Linked DNA regions of Homo sapiens: region 1 is linked to region 2. A link is a loop called in an ENCODE intact Hi-C map of the cell type or tissue named here. Cell type or tissue: gastrocnemius medialis. All regions are shown on one strand. Each heading gives the region's core, and the rest is flanking DNA. Links, peaks and the distances in the headings are about the cores only.

Evidence for each region. Peaks named below come from ENCODE experiments on the same cell type or tissue, not always from the same donor. Only the 100,000 strongest peaks of a DNase experiment are listed, where the experiment ranks them.
Region 1: a loop joins it to region 2, with 2.6 times the contacts of the local background. A loop is called at or near these places in 6 of 110 quality-filtered maps.

The regions. Positions count from the first base shown.
Region 1 is chr11:11,458,021-11,466,349 of GRCh38, forward strand. All of the region lies in intron 1 of GALNT18 (polypeptide N-acetylgalactosaminyltransferase 18), which reads right to left. Among named protein-coding and RNA genes, the nearest start is that of GALNT18-AS1, 110 kb to the right of the region's middle. In gastrocnemius medialis, for the core only: no CTCF peak of the experiment used is centred there; a DNase peak (open chromatin) is centred at 3,721; H3K27ac peaks cover 1,274 bases.
Region 2 is chr11:11,404,118-11,412,446 of GRCh38, forward strand. The region is part of intron 3 of GALNT18 (polypeptide N-acetylgalactosaminyltransferase 18); the gene reads right to left. Among named protein-coding and RNA genes, the nearest start is that of CSNK2A3, 55 kb to the left of the region's middle. RefSeq lists enhancers at 1-320, 1-862, 285-579, 4,749-5,250. In gastrocnemius medialis, for the core only: a CTCF peak has its summit at 3,589; a DNase peak (open chromatin) is centred at 3,094; H3K27ac peaks cover 3,993 bases.

The DNA of each region.
Region 1 (8,329 bases), core at 241-8,240, 54 kb after region 2:
AGTCTGAAGTACACTTGGGGTGCAGACCCAGATGGTCCTGTCTCCTGGTCCTCCTCCCAGAGTGCACTGGGGACCCCTTCCCTCCCCGCTTCTGGGTCTGCTATTCGCTCTCTTTGGGAAAGACCCAGAGTCCCTTCAAGCCTTCACTTTCTTCACTTGTGAGATGGAAACCGACTGTCAGAGGTCACTGTGAAGTCAGCTTTGGGAAAGATGAAAGCTAAGCATCAAATAATGCAGCAAGCATTGCTGAATATCCCAGATAAGAATTCATAAAGAAGGTTTTCCTTTTCTTCCACTCCTCATTTTAAAAGCGGCTTTATTGAGGTATAATTTATATACCATAAAATTCACCCATTTTAAATGTACAATTCAATGATTTTTTTAAAAAAACTTTTCTTCCACTCCTGCAGTGCATTGTTGCATGCTTTATTTTGGGTTAAAAAGAAGAGGGCTAATTGAATGTTCAGAAATGTACATTTCTCTTGTCGGCTTTCAGTAAACTCCTGCCCGCTGACTTCCAATGATGAGAAGTCACCATTATTCCCATTAAAAAGCTTGATGCTTGGGCCTTGCCCGAGAAGCCCAGACCATGTTTGCAGAGCATCAAAGCCCAGTTCACCCGAGCACTGCTAATGAGGGCAGGACTCACACCACCATGCAGAGGGATCACATCATAAACAGCCGGAACAGCAGCGTTCAGCCTCAGCTGCCTTCAGCTTGCCATCTGCTGTGTCGCCTTCACGGCCTGTGGGCCTGACCTCCCCTGTCTTCCAAACACCCAGCCTTGAGATCCAAATCCCAGCCTTTGTGCCTGGTCCCAGCCAAAGCCAGGCACTGAGACCCGTGGAAAGCTGGCTGGTCTGGGAGACAGGAAGCCTTGGCCTAACCTCATCTCCAACACTGGGCAAACCCCCAGCTCCCTGGGCCCTGCTTGTCTTCTGTAAGATGGAGCCAGTGTTTGCGTTTTACTTGAGCGAGAAGGGGGACTTCGGCACATCATAGCGGTACTCTTCTTATATCCAGCAAAGCAAGATGTTATGCCTCTGCTTGTGATTAGGCTCCCAAAGGACAATTTTCAGATTTTTGAAAACATCCTTGAATATGTCAAGTGCCCTAATAATGGTAAGTAAATGCACTATTCTGTTGATGGAGGGCTTCCCTTCTTCTCTGTTTCTAGAGTTGCATTCAAACATGAGCCGAAGGTCTTTTGCCAATGGTCCCCACAATTAGGCTTTCTCTTCCTGGAATCCTCAGAGCTGCCAAAAGAACGAAGTGGAATCTGACAGCAAAGAGCTTGGAACCAATCAGGAGGAAGGAGCCCTGACAGTCTCAGGTCCAACACCATTAAAATCCTCTGTGCGAGGACTTTATTCAGCATGGCAAAGGAAATCTAGGATGGCTTCCTCTGACACCTGAACAGTGTTGCAGGGAAGAAGAGAGGCTTCTTCAGGGTGCCTCAGCCCAAAGTAGGGTGGGGTCTGCCATCCAAGAGATGTCCCACTGCAAGGCCAAGTGCAGACTCCATTAGGGGCTGAGCCCACCAGACTGAGGAGCTCTGGAGGCACCTCTGCCCTGGATTGGCTGTGTGACCCTCATCAAGCTCTTAAACCTCTCTGAAGCTCAGCTTGCTGTCGAATGTGGATAATAATGTCTATGTCTAAGCTTGTTGCAAAGATTAAGTGAGATGATGGACACCCCGAAAGTGCTTAGCAAACCATCAGATAGGTGGTAAAGTGTATTAATAGTTTCCTATGGTGCTCTAGCAAAAACCACAAACTTAGTAGCTTGACAATGCAGACATGCTATCTTACAGTTCTGAAAGTAAGAAGTCTGACAGGCATCTCACCGGGCTAAAATCAAGGTGTTGGTAGGGCCATTCTCCTTTCTGGAAGCTCTGGAGGAGAGATTCTGTTTCCATGCTCTTCCCAGTTTCCAGAGGCTGCCTGCATTCCTTGGCTTATGGCCTCTTCCTCCGTCTTCAAAGCCCACCACAGTGGGTCAAGTCCATCCCACATCGCAGCACTCTGACCTTCTCTTCAGCCCCTTCTGCCACATTCAAGGACCCCTACGGTTGCGTTAGGCACACCTGGGCAATACAGGCTACTCTCCCTCTTTAAAAGTCAGCTGAATTCACAACCTTAATTCCCTATGCAACCTTAGTTCCCTTTTGCCATGTAAGGTAACATATTCACAGGTTCCAGGGATTAGGATGTGTACATCTTTGAGGGGCCATTACTCTGCTACCATAGCAAGAGTCCAATCATTGTGTGGCTTTTCCCATCTATTAAAAAGAGATTCTAATACTTCACTCACAGGGTTATAGTGAGGCAAAATACCAATAGCTGACATTTGCAAAGAGCCTACCATGTCCAACACTACTCTGAGCAAAATGGCTCTGTCCACCCCAACACTCACTGAGTGTGAACACACCCCGTACAATCTGGGCAGGGCTGTCATCCAAGTTCTCCAAAGGTGCAGCGCACCTGAGGGCTGCAGGTGGCCATGAGCTGTGAAGGAGCCTTATCTCTGCCCACTCCTCCCTGACCTTGAAGCCCTTTTGGCCTTTCCTCCCTCGTACACTCACTAACAAGGTAGAAAGGAGAGCCCTAGCTGGTGCAAAGCAGGGACTGAGGCAGTCGCCCTCCTGCCTCCCTGTTTCTTCCTGACCCACACAGACGGAATCATTATAGTGTCCAACTGGCTTCCTGCTACTGTTCTTTGGACTTCGGTGTTGGTATTTGGCTACTCTTAAGTGTGGCTTTCAAAACTCCCTAAAGCTGCAGTTCTATTGTTAGTTTGTTGTTGCTTTTATTTGGGGAGGGGGGATTCAGAACCCTCTGAGAAAAAATGTTAAAATTGTTTTTCTTTATAAACTACCCAGTCTCAAGTATTCTTTTATAGCAATGCAAAACAGATTAAGACAGCCAGGGATACAGGAATTTGGCCCTGCACTCTGGGAGGTACTGGCAAGAGTTAGGGAAGGCAACTCCAGCTAGGTGGGCTAGGACTCAGGAAGGGTGGTGGGTCCCAGCAAAAGACCAGAGTCAGTTCAGTCCGGGCTGACATGGCAGACAAAGGACAGGAAGACATCTGACTCTGCAAGCTTAGTCCAGATACTACAGGATGATCTCTCTCCGTCAGAAAAATCCCACTCCACTCCTGACGGGCTGGCACTGCTGGGTCTTTCCTCCCCTGCAAGGGGGACTTCTGGGCCTGGGTGTGTCTGAGTGTGCGGCTAGGATGGCTGGTGCAGGTAGGAGCAGCAGGGCTCAGCATGTGCACACACACTCACAGAAGTGGAAATAGCCTTGATTAGAAATTATGCAGAATGAAAGCTGCTATTAAAGGGTCAAGTTTTTACACTCCATGCCAACTATATAAAGTACATGTGAAAAAACTCATTTTAGAGAGTGACAAATGTCTGTATCTTAGGAATCAGAATTTATATGTGCCATTACTTGCTACTTTAAAGCAACCTTTAAAGCTAGAATTCTGCCTAGGAGAGATATAATAAACTCTGAAGCACATACCGTTATCCCCCCCGCTCCCGCCCGCCACCGAGCTGACAGCCCGGAGCTGACACCCGGACTTCTAAATATACACTACACTGTTCACACATAAAACAGTGTTCCCAGTGTTTCCACACATCAATCTATTGGAATGAACAAGCCGGACCAACCCTGCTAATGTTAAAGAGGCATGCTTCCCTGACACAGACACACGGATGGGAACAGCTGGGCTAGACAGGGAGAAAGCAGTGTGGCCCTTGCCAGTAGGACAGCCTGCAGCCCAGAACAATGCCAGACGCCATGACTCCTTTCAAGGCTCTGCTACAAGAGTCCTTGCTTTGGGAAACCTGCAGCCTGAATGAAGCTGCAAAAATCATATGTACCTTTCATCTGTAATATTACTCTATCATGTGCTCCCCTGTCTCAAACAGCCTCTCCCAGGAAGCCTGCCTGTTTCCAGTTTCTTTCTTCTGGTCTTAAAGGGAAGCGGGGTGCTGTAGGAACAGCAGCAAGCATCAGACTTCACCCAGAGGGCAGTCAGATTACAGATCGTGGGGTCCCACCCCAGAGTTTCTCATTCAGCAGTCTGAGGGGAGGCCTGAGATCGTGCATTTCTAGCAAGTTATGAGAGGATGCTAAGGCTGCCGGTCCACGGTCCCCACTCTGAGAATCTCAGCTGTAGAGGAGGAACTTCCTAGTCTTGGCTCTCAGTACATTCAGTGTGTGGCTGTGGCAAAGTCTTTTCTTTTTTTTTTTTTTTCCTTTGCGATGGAGTCTTGCTCTGTCGCCCAGGCTGGAGTGCAGTGGCATGATCTCAGCTCACTGCAACCTCCACTTCCTGGGTCCAAGGGATCCTCCCACCTCAGCCTCCCTTGTAGCTGCGGTTACAGGCTCCTGCCACCACACCCGGCTAATTTTTTATTTATTTATTTTTTATTTTTTTAGTAGTGGTGGGGTTTCACCATGTTGGCCAGGCTGGTCTCGAACTCTTAACCTCAAGTGATCCACCCGCCTCAGCCTCCCAAAGTGCTGGGATTTCAGGCATAAGCCACCGCACCCGGCCCTTCCTTTTCTTTAGGCTGCCCTTTTCTCATCAGTAAACACAAGGTGATCTCTAAGATCCCTTCATGCCCTAAAATGTCACAATTCTAAGGTGCTCAGATCACTGATTGTGGCTTACACAGGGCCTGGTGGCTTTCACTCAGAAGCAGAATGTTCAATGGAACCACCTGAAGTCACACAGCCAGGCAGCAGCTGATTCTAGGACCGGGAAGTAAAAAAGGGTCTTAATGCCCTCATTCCTGCTCAGTGCTCCCTCCACCACCCGGGAGGGGTCCTGCAAAATGGCTCTGGGGAAAGGCAATCTGCTCAAAGAACAAGTATTTGGGGTGTCAGCCAAACCCCAGAGCCTGAGCCCTGGGCACACCAGCAAACCTCCTCTCTCAGAGACCCCTTAACTGTGTTGGTGCCTGGGTCTAGATGTATAGCATGCACCTGCCCCTACAGGACAGGCAGGTGGGAGGGTAAGCAGTGCTCTGCAGTGTGGAGAGAGAGGATATCAATCACAAGACCCTGGAACTATTAGTACAGTCTCCCACAAGAGAACAGGGTTCCTGCTTCCCTCAGTTATCACTGGCTGTATCCTCACACATGGACATACACACTCAGACAGACAGACAGACACACACACACACACAGAGAGAGAGAGAGAGAGTTCCAGAAGCCCGCAGCAGCCTACAAAAGCTCATCCTGAAAACAGATTCTTCTAGTCCCAAGTGGTTGCTCACTGCTTATAGCAAGAGCATTAAAAATGTGTCATTTCAAAGATGAGAAAAGAACACTTACAAAAACAAACTTGTGAGAAGAAATATTATTCAGTTAACTAGCCCACATCTGATTCTTTAAATGTAGTGTACAGTGCAGAAGGATAAATACGAGCCAGGGCCCCAGCGAGGTTGAGGTCTGCTTACACGTCCCCTGGGAGCCCTAGCTGTTGTGGCCCCAGGGCTGAGCGTGCCATCACTCCCAGCAGCTGTCGGCTCACTGGACGTCTTTTCATTACTGTCCTAAGTCGTAAATCTCTCACCCCCAGCAGTCACAGCTGTATTTCATCAGGGAGAAGTGGATTTGTCCTTCGAAAAAACTGAACAAACAGGCCCTCCCAACCCCAGGCCCTGGCAGGATAGGGAAAGGCTTTGAATCCACGTCAAAGAAGCCATCAAAGGAAATAGGCCATTTTCAAACAAAATCCATTTCTTGAGCATGACGGTAAAAATATTTATCACATGAAAGATGTGAAACCTTTATGCTGTCTCGACGCTCTGTATTATGAATGCAGTATGTGTCCGGCGGAATGTGTGCAAAAACCGTCATGCTCATGATTTTGAAAGGGGGAAAAATTAGTCCTTTCCATCTGGCAAATTCTTAATTTACCAACCCAGTCTTGCTCTGTGAGCACCTGAAGCAGAGGAAGGAGGCAGTCCCGGCCTGCAGCCAGACAAAATAAGCAAAGGTTTTGGACAAAGAAACTGCACGTCCAAGATGTAGTGAATGGGGTCCCAAGCTTATCTATCTCTGTCAGCCATGGGCTTTGAAAAGCATCCATACTGATAGCTCCTGTACAAGGTCAGGCAAGGCTTCTTCAGTGGGTCCCAGGATTTTCCACAAAGTCTAAACTTTCTTCCATAATCATGAGTTTTTGCTCCACAAATGGATTTTTAAAGTGAACAAAAAAGCCTATGCCCAGAAAGATCTTGAGAGGCCAAGCCAGCCTTCCCGGGAGACTCGAGGTCTCCTAGGCTCAGATCTAAGGAGGACTCTGCTCAGAGGCCCTGCAGCCCTGAAGTTCCTCCTCCACACCATGCCTCAAAGTTGGTGGGCACCCAGAGATGGCACCCTGATGCACAGCCTGTCTTGGTCCCATGAACATCTCCTCTTCAGGAAGGAGGCATGGGCCCAGATCTAATGCCATTTCCTCCTGGTGGGTGGTTCAGAAAGAAGCTCCCTCGTGGGCCCTGGCACACTGAGAAAGACACATTGGCTTGCCCTACTTTTTTCTGAGTACCCACAGAAAAGTGAAAATTAAAGTCCATGAATTTGGCATTGTAAATAAAATGAAATTCATTTATTTGATTAATATGCATCAAGATACAGCAGTGCAGAGAGCAGCATAGCCTAGCGGGGAAGTGCCAACCCTCTGAGTCACACTGCCTGAGTTTGGAGCTTGGCTTCACTACTCACTAGCTGTGTGACCTTGTGCAAGTCACTTAACTTCTCTGTGCCTCCATTTACTAATGTTGAAAATTGGGGATAATCATATTACCTACTTCCTTGTGGGGTTATTGTGAGGACTGAATAAGTTAATAACAGAGCCTTTCACATTCTATGGGCAACATAAACACCGGCTGTTGTTACTATTATTGTTACTGGTCAGGTGCTGGGCTGGGAGCTGGGGATGGAATTACGAGCAGTGGGGAGTTGTTGGGGTGGCTGCTTATTATTTCTTGTCTTCCCCACCAGAGTCAAGTACACAGAGTAACTTAGAACATAAGGCAACTTCTCTATCCTCTCTACGAGGACAGAGAGAATACAGATCCCACTGGTAACCTGGGCGAGGTGCCTTGGGATGCCTGAGGAAGGTCTGTTCCCAGATCCTCAGCCCCATTCCTGCTGAGGTCAGGGGAGGAAGGGATGTCAAGGAGGCCACATTGGCACCGGGAGCTGAATGCCACAGTGGGAGGGTCTGTATTTAGACTGATTTCCCCTGAGACTGGGGAGTTGGGTGGGCAGGGTCATCCATCACACTGTGTAGCCCAGGGCTAGGAAGCAGAGATTCCCACCTTATGGAGCTGTCACTGTGCAGGAAAACACCAAGGATTACTCAAAGCTTGAGTGCTGCTCCTCCAGGCTGCACGGACGGTGTCACGCTGCCCTCTGATCCTGGGGCTCGTGATCCGTATCCATGGCAGCTCAGTAGCCACAGAAGCCAAAGCCACCTGGCCATGAGGTCAGGAAGCACAGCTTAGGAAGGGTCTTGAGAATGGCCTCCGGGAACCAGAGAGGCCTGGAGGTGACAAGCTTCTCTGCTGCTGGGGCTGATCAGGGGTAGAGAAATGGAGTGCCCAGACCACTTCATACACTTGCTTCACCCACCTGTATAAGACATACCACGGTTAGCTCCTGGACCATGGACCTGGGCAAGGTCAGCTGGCTCCATATTAACCTCTTCTCCTCTGCCAGGCCCCAGGAGGATGTGGAATTACTGCACGATATTTATGTAGGGTACTCAGCTATCTCTAGGGGAGGGGCTTGCACTGTCATACTGCTGAGTACTTCTGCCTTCTTCCCTGGCCTCACTGCATGGCTCACCAGTGCTCTGCTCAACATAGGGGGTAGGAAGGTCTCCCAGATGTGGATGTGAGCCAAAGTCAGGGCCCAAAGGAACCACAGGAGGCATCCATCCAGACCAGTGCTTCTCAGCTCTTCTCAATCATAACCTACAAAACTGTATTTTTTGCATTTCACCCATTATACGCAAACAGATATAAGGGAAACGAGGTTACAAAACAATCTTTAGCATGACCATGTGTGATTAACTCTGACACATTCTGTTTTATTCTGTAATATTCTATTAAGAAGGAATGCTGTTCATGACCTAGTAAATTGATTTCATGGCCTGCTGGGTGGGTTGTGACTGCATTTTGCAAAACACTGATGTAGATCAACGGACTGCAACCTTTATAAACCAGTGCCACCTTTACGTGAATATTGAAATCCCTACCCTCCTTTCATGTTACTTGAAATTTGAAAATAAATTAGGT
Region 2 (8,329 bases), core at 92-8,091:
TTCCCATGTCTCATGGGCTCCCCATGAAACGGGCTTTCTCTTCCGTAAAGGAGTGAGTGTCTAGGGGAGTTCATGCGTGCACGGCATGGAGCCAATTATCGCTGCTCCAGGAAATGGGGATGGCATTGATCACTGAATTCCCCAGGGGAGCCCTGGGCTTCAGTGCCAATGCCTCTGCCTCACCATCCATCTGTGAATAGGGGTAAGACAAGCGGGTATATTAGTTGGATTCAACTTCGGCTGCTTTTATTCTCTCACCCTCCCTAGGGAAAGCAAATGCCCATGAAATTTAGCAAGGCAAGAGGAGCAGGAGCAGGAGCTGAAGCACTCAAAGGCTGATGTAAGCCCTGGCCCGGAAGGAGTTAAGGATCAAACGGCGCCCAGGGAGTGAGCCAAACATTCCATGTTATAGAAGTAAGGAGAGTCACGTGGGAGGAAAATGTCTGAGTGTATCTGAACCACGGCTCCATCCAAACCTAAGCCCTCCGCCCCACCCTGCGTTCTGGAATTCCTCTCAAGCTTTACTGCCCGCAGCCATATTCTCATTCAAATGGGACTCTCTCTGTCTCAACTCTCATTTCAACCTAACTCTGACTTCATCTCAACCTTAACATCCTTTTGACCTCAACCTTCCTCCCGGCTCCAGCCCCGCACAGACCCTGACCATACCCTGGCGACTCCATCAGCTATGATTTCACCACCACCTGGCCTCAACTTGAACATGCCCCAGCCACACCTAACCCAGACCTCAGCAGACCCGGACTCCACTCCCAGCCCATGGCCACCCAGGCCAATCATGTTTCCTAGAGCAGAGCATGAAAGGGGTCCCGCCTGTCATGGGGGAACAGATGAAGCAACAGAGCTGCTTTGCTGTGCTCTGTGTTTCTCCTTCCTATTCTCCCACATAACTGTATGTCAGGTGGCCAGACACCTTCTTGTACCTTAGAGAAGTCAGACTCAGTTACCTGACACTTCTGTGCCTTGAGCCCCGGCCGTGGCAACCTGAGTCAATGGCCTCCACTCTTATTTCTCTCCACTCTGTGCTGGGTAATGGGAGGCAATGTGGGGTGTGGGTGGTCAGGGCAAGGTGGATACAGGAGACAGCTCCTCTTCCCTCCCTTAGTTTTAGATTTCTAGGCTGTGAAGGAGACTCATGAGAAAACCACGGCATCACTGTTAAAAATCATTTGGTTTTATTCCCACTACACTTATATTGTTTTTAAGACAAAATTAAGACCATGGTTATCTCCTCCACAGAGACGAGTTAAAATAATCCTTTTCAAAGTGAATTTGAAGTGGCTAGACTTTGGAAGGAATGAGATGGAGGTGGAAGGGTGTCGCAGATTTTCACTGACTTGGAGGAGGAGGGTACTTGTGCACATGAGTCTGGGGTTCAAGGTCTCTTCTTCCATGGGCTTTTGGATTTAGAGCAAAGAGAACCACATAGAAGCAAGAGGGCTCTTTGTCAGGGGCAAGTCTCAGAACACAGGAAAGGATCACATTTTCTCCTTAGGAAAGTTAGAGAGACGCGCCGAATGCAGACCACAAGTGGGGGCCCTCTGAGGGCGCCTTTTGTCCAATCTGCAAGCTGGGAGATATCTTTTCAATGCCTAGAAGCTATCAGATGGAAGAGAGCAAGTTCACGTTTCCTGAGAGTGAGAAAAGTCAAGATTACTCATGCAGCGATGGGTAAGAGTTCTATGTGGCAAGGAGGACATATGGGTGTGTGATCCTTCCATGCTATGCCTATATTCTGCATGTCTTTCTTGCTGCAGGCAGCCTTACTGCTGCACTAGTCCTAATTTGATTTTTAGCACCTTCAACATGGTCCTCTACAACAAGCAAGGTGTCGGCAGTCCTGCTGGACCAGAAGCCTCACATCTCATCTCACGGAGGTTCATAGCAGAGAGATCGGAGAGTCCCAAACAGCTACATGAGGATAAACATTCCCCCACAGTGTATCTCCCTATTGTGATTTTCTCCTTGTGAACTGTGTAACTTATATCATCATCTTAATAAAAATATATCTGTGAGAGCAATTGTATGTCATTGAATTTTAAAATAATAGCCATATTTTCCAAGCACCTACTATGGGCTAAGCATATAGCCTGGGTTAGTGGCTGCCAGGGCTGTTGTAGACAACCCTCCTTTGGTAGGTAGGAGGATAATCATCATAATGTCTGCAGTTTCTACAAGATAAGAGTCTGTTGTAATGACTCAGCTCAGCTGTTTATTGTACCTTTTCTGGTTTTCCACCTTGGTATCTGGTGACAACTATCAAATTACAGTTAAAGGTTGAAATATTCTGTCTCCATAGGGCTAACTTTTTATACTAAATGAACTGAAAGCTGGTAAGTATCACAAAACGCTGATATTTCCAGCCCCCTGTCCATCTCCAAAGTCGCTTGCAGAAATGGTTCGACATTTATGTACTATTTCAGCCATGTTGAAAGGAAGGGATGGTTCCCAGTTGCCATTGCAGTACAATAAAGGCAAAGTTGAACACCAGGGACCCAGAGGGTTAAAATGCCATACAAGTCGGGGCAGTATACCAAAATAATTTCAAAATGTGGCCAAAGCCATATTCTGGAATCACAGTCATCAAAACAAATATGATAATCAGAATACATGGGAGATGCCTGAGATAAAAGCCAGCAGAACAGAAAGGACATGGGAATTATCAAAGTCAAATATAGTCCAGGGTCATGTCCTTGGCCAGTGGATGTTCCCATCCCCGCCCTTTTGGAAGAAAGCCCAAGGCCTTGCCCCATAGGTGTGGGTCTTCAGGTTCTTTGCAAGAGGGTGAGGCCAGGAGGAATATTATCCCTGGAGGGTTTGCACTGAGGTGAGGGTCTCGGGGCCAGGTTGGACCAGGAGGAGGCCTTCCTTAGGACAGCTTAGAATAGCCTAAGTGGAGAAAGAACCTACTCAGTTCAGGGAGGAAGCAAGCTCATTGCCAAAGTACTGAGCCTAATGGATTTAAACCAGCAGATTGCCAAGCCCAGGACTTGGGAACAAGCTGGGATTTTACACGTCATAGGCAGAGACAATGTGTTCAGGCCAAGGCCGTAAAGGGGAGGAGTGCCTGAGGATGGCTGTGGATGGCAGGGGCTGGTTTTAAAGGTTGGCGTGTCCAGCTGACAGTCATCCTTCTTTGCAATCGTGTGGCTTTCTGACAGACCAGGCAAAAGGCTGGTGCTGAATCGCTGAAAGCACCCTCCAATCAGATTAGCAAACATTCCCTTGAGGAAACAGACCAGGCCACTTCTGCAATGAAGAGGCAATTAGGGAAGCTGCCTTCCCCTGAGAGAGCCACCACCGCTGAGACACAGCCTGTGCCACTTCAGCACACACGTCTCTGTTCTGCAGAGCCAGAGATAAATAGCAAAGGCCACTGGGCTTCAGCCCCATTTATTATTATTCAGAAACAGCACTGCGGAGTGTTCTCAAAGTCAGCTGCATGATGTAGCCAGCCAATGCTGCCAGATGATTTAGGGGACAGGAGAGGAGATATTCCCAGTAACCGTGTTATCCCAGACAGTCAGGAGGCACTGCAGGACAAGGGAGCTGCAAAACTTTATTTGGCCACTGAACTTAATAAACCTAAAAGGAGGGCAAAGGAGAAGAGGGAGCATGGCCAAACAAAGGTTTGGAAAGCTAAAGGAAAAGGGACCAGATCCCCTGGGATTACGAGCAGCAGGAGTAAAGAGCGGCAAGCCATGGCTGCTCCACAGAAGAGAGGGAGGGAGGCCAGGGCAGAGCTCCCAGCTGCCTGTTGGATGCACCGAGTGGAGGCCCCACCCGCAGTCATTCACTCCTTGAAGCAGTGTGTCCTGAGCGCCCTATAAGAAACATTGTGTCTAAGATGTAGCCCTCTCCCTGAGGAGTTTACAATAGAGCTGCCCAGAGAGAGAAATTATACAAAACAGTAATCAGAAAACCATACATTAAAAAGTATATACTACTGGCCAGGCGTGGTGGCTCACGCCTATAATCCAAGCACTTTGGAAGGCCAAGGCAGGCGGATCACTTGAGGTCAGGAGTTTGAACCAGCCTGGTCAACTCGGTGAAACTCCATTTCTACTAATAAATACAAAAATTAGCCGGGTTTGGGGTCGGGCGCCTGTACAATCCCAGCTACTTGGGAGGCTGAGGCCGGAAAATTGCTTGCCGGGAGGCAGAGGCTGCAGTGAGCCAAGATCGTGGCACAGCACTCCAGCCTGAGTGACAGAGCAAGACTTCATCTCAAAAAAAAAAAAAAAAAAAAAAAAAAGGAATATACCGCCATGTGGCCTAGGGGAATGTTCCTCTCAATGAACAGATCAGAGAGCACCCAAGATTTATGCAGAGAAGACTCTGGAAGAAGGTGAGTCGGGCAGAGGAGGCATATGCACACCAAGTCGCATTCCTGCCTTCCAAGAGTCGCCGTCTCTTTGGGGTCACCTGTTGTGACTCCTACTCTCCCACTTAAACAAATGTTTCTTATATAAAGGAAAAGAGGCTGCCCCCTCAGTCTCTGTGGGGAACTGGCAAGGCACCCACACCTGCATCGTAGGCAGGAGGGAAGGTCTATTTTTGCTAGGACCCAGTGCTGATCTGACATGCTAACAGCCCCTACTGGGCCCAAGTCAGTTTCCATGGCGTCTGGAGCCTCCACCCTCACCCCTGACCATAAGTTCCTTGAAGACACAGGATGAGTATATATGGCACAGGGCCAGGGTCAGAGCAGTGCTCTGCAAAGGAACCACTTGATTTGGGTCAGTGAAAAACTACATTCCTAGGCTGTTCTCAAGGCTGACACGTGAGCCCAGATGATCAGGCTCCAAAAGGCAAAACAGCAGCAACCCACAGACACATATGTGCGTCCTAATCACCAACTCCTCCAACTTTGACGTGGTGGTGAGGCATTGAGGTGTCACGATGTATTTTTCAAGGGAATGTGTCTTTAATTAAAAACAGCCCTGGTACCACAGGCTAGAGGTGAAACCAGCATTTCCTTCCAAATGCTACCAACAGATGCCACTCCCTGCTGAGGCGTGGGAGGCTGGTGGCTGGTGGCCTTCTGCCCACCTGCTTCTAGCTACTGGCTCATGGGGGCAGCCAGGATGCTCTTCTCCCCAGCTCCCTGCTCAGGGTCAGCAGCTCAAATCCTGGGAAGGAAACTCAGTCAGTGTCTGGGTTCCTAGTGCGTGAACTCCCTAAAGGCAGTCTGTATCCCTGTCCTCCCACAGGGCAGGCCCAGCAGGTCCCAGAATCAAAGCCGCCTCTGCTCTCTGCACAGTCTGGTCTGGCTAAAGGGCAAGGCCTGGAGAGAGTTTGGGACTCCACCCGGCCACAGTCCTGGGACTCGTCAGATCTCTATCTTCACCACAAGCCAGCCTTCCTGTGCTCAGCCAGGTCCTCTAGGGGACCCCGGTTCCCCAAAGTGAAGCCCCATGATACATCTGTACCCAGATAACTCCCCGTATCCTCTCTGCCCACCCCCACCCCAGCTCCATGCTCTCCCCAGTCACTAGAGGCAGCTCCATGCAGGAATCTCTGATCTCAGCCCTTTCTAAAGACAGTCATTGTGCCCTGCATTTTATTCAATGTTGTCCTTGGTTCTAGCTTTGTCCCCAAATTACTATGTGAGTTGGAACGGGGAACTAATAAGGGGACTGGACCAAGTCCTGAGTCCCCTCTGCTATGTGAGTCTCAGGTCTTCTTTCCTCTGTGGGCTGACTTCTGTCTGTCTTGTCTGAGGTCACCTCTATCCCTGCTATCTATGTAAACAAAGATTAATACACAGTGACAGGTCCATAGCTAAACCTTAAACTCCATTGGAGCAACTAGAAGTTAACTCAAAGCTCCCTGCACTACCAGGGTTACGCCCTGCAGCACTATCAGCCAAGACAACAGCATGGGCTGGGCACCCTCCGCCTCTCCCCACCCTTCTTTGTCTCTCTGGACGGGGCTCCCTGGCCCTCCCACAGGGGAGGATCAGAGACAGTGGGAAACTCAGAGAGAGGGTGTTTAATCTCCCAGCCTCTCCCTGTCAAGGACTCCCTGTGCTGGCTCCTGTTTCCCTGTGTCCTCTCTCCCTTCAGGCCTGGAGTAGGAGGGATTCCTGCTGTTTCTAGCCCCAGGGTCTTGTGCTGTCCCTCCTGGCAGCTTCCTTGCATCCTGCTCACACCTCTACACTCATCTCTTGATGAAACTGCTCAAATTACCCACTTTGAGAGTGCCACCTGCTCCTTGCCAGCACCCTGCCATCAGATCCTGCGGTCGGGGGATTGAAGATTGTGTGGAATATTGGGGGGAAGGGAAGTGAGTTCAGAAGCAAACCTAGGAAAAGCCCTAACACATTTTTATGTTCATTATACTCAAATAATAAAGACAGCAAATGAATTAAAGGGCACATCGGTGGTATTTTTACATGTCTTAAATGAGCAATCAGGGGCACTGTATAATTAATTTCCATTTACCATCCTTTGCTTGCTAAAACTTTCTCAAGATTTCTCACCCCTGCAGTTTTCAATGACACACCTGAAAGTCTGCTTTGCTTTGCTGCAGATAATATGCACACTAAGAGGCATTTTCCCCTGGGTCTGGAATTTTAGTTGAACGATGGCTGTCTAATTTTATGGCTCAGAACTGGTGGCTCCTGTCTCCTGTCTTACTGCGTCTCCAGAAATGCAGCAGCCCTTGGTGCTTCAAGTGAAAAGGCCTGGGTGACCCTTACTTAACCCAAGCTGTTAGCTGTCACTGAGACAACATCTCTCAAGCCCTCCCCAGTATACATAGGGAACTATACACTGGCACCCTCCAAGACAGCCTCCTGCTAGGACATGTTAGAGACAGTGGGGTCCTGGCTTGACTCTGTCAATGCCTCCTGGGTGCCACAGCCCTTGGCAGGTTCATAGAACTTAGTGGAGGCTGGGTGCAGTGGCTCATGCCTGTAATCCCAGCACTTTGGGAAGCTGAGGAGGGAGGATCACTTGAGCCCAGAAGTTAGAGATCATCCTGGGCAACACAGCAAGACCCTGTTTCTAAATAAACAAAAATAAATTAGCTGGGTGTGGTGGTGCATGCCTGCAATCCCAGCTACTCGGGAGGTTAAGGTGAGAGGACCACTTGAGCCCAGGAGATCTAGGTTGCAGTGAGCTGTGGTCACCACTGCCTTCCAGCCTGGACAACATTTTTTTCCCGCTGTCTACACACGAGGAGTGATCTGAATATACTAGAACTGAAATCCCCAGGACAGAGGGCAAGGTTTGCAGAAATAAGCCCTTGCTTATTATAAGCCTTGAATTTCATGAAAGACATGTTCTCCTGCTTCTTTTAGGCTCCCACAGAATCTAGTACAGCTCTGGGCTCCACGGGAGCTCAATGCATCCTGATTGAGATGCTGATACATAGGGTGACCCATCTTCTTGGTCTGCTCAGAACAGTGCCTGTTTTGGCACTGAAAGGCCAACTGGGGCAGACGGCCATCCTTCTACAGCAAATCTCTCACCTGCTCAGCCTGGAACTGCTCACATTATCTTGGCATGGGACAATATTAGAGATGCTCTCTCAAGGTGGAGCATGAGATGGAGATTCCTGATTCTTAAATAAACACTTTGCCGAGGAAGGGCCCTTGAGGAATCCTGGCCAGCAAGTGAGGGAAGCAAGTCAGGGCAGGGGAAGAGGCTGAGCAAACAGCTGCACCATTCAAGTCTAGCCTCGCTCTGACCCCACAGGGAGCCCTGGGGCATAAAGCGCATCTCAGAGTTGTCCCATCCGAGGCAAGGCTGGAATTTTTAGACACCCATATCGGTCAGCCACTGGTTCTGGGCCATATTGGGGAATGGGACCTCATATCCCGGGCATTTTGGGGTGAGGCATCCCTGGAAACAGAAATTTCAAAAAAGGTAGGGCTTGGAGCTTCTGGCCACCAACACTCATAGCACCTGGGGATAGGTGAACTGGCCAGCAAAACGGATCTGGATGGGACACCAAGAGCATCCACTATAGTAACGTGGCTCCAGCTGGTATGTGGGGTGCCAAGGGAGTGCCTTCAACACCGTTGCCAACCATGCTTCCATCCCACTTCCCCAAAGTGTACCTAGGCCTTATACGTGTGGCTCCACTGCAATTTAAGGTTTGCATTCTCTGGTCTGACCTGAAACCCTTGTTAGCTAGGGCCCTACTAGACCCCTACTAGAATTTGCCAAAGTGTTTCCCAGAGATGGAACCTTACCCTTGGTCCCCCAGACCTGGTTTGGACTATGCTTCAAAACTGCTGAAGCTTTGGATCCCCGATCCCTACCCCAGCCTGACTGAGTCTTATATAACCCAAGCCACCGCT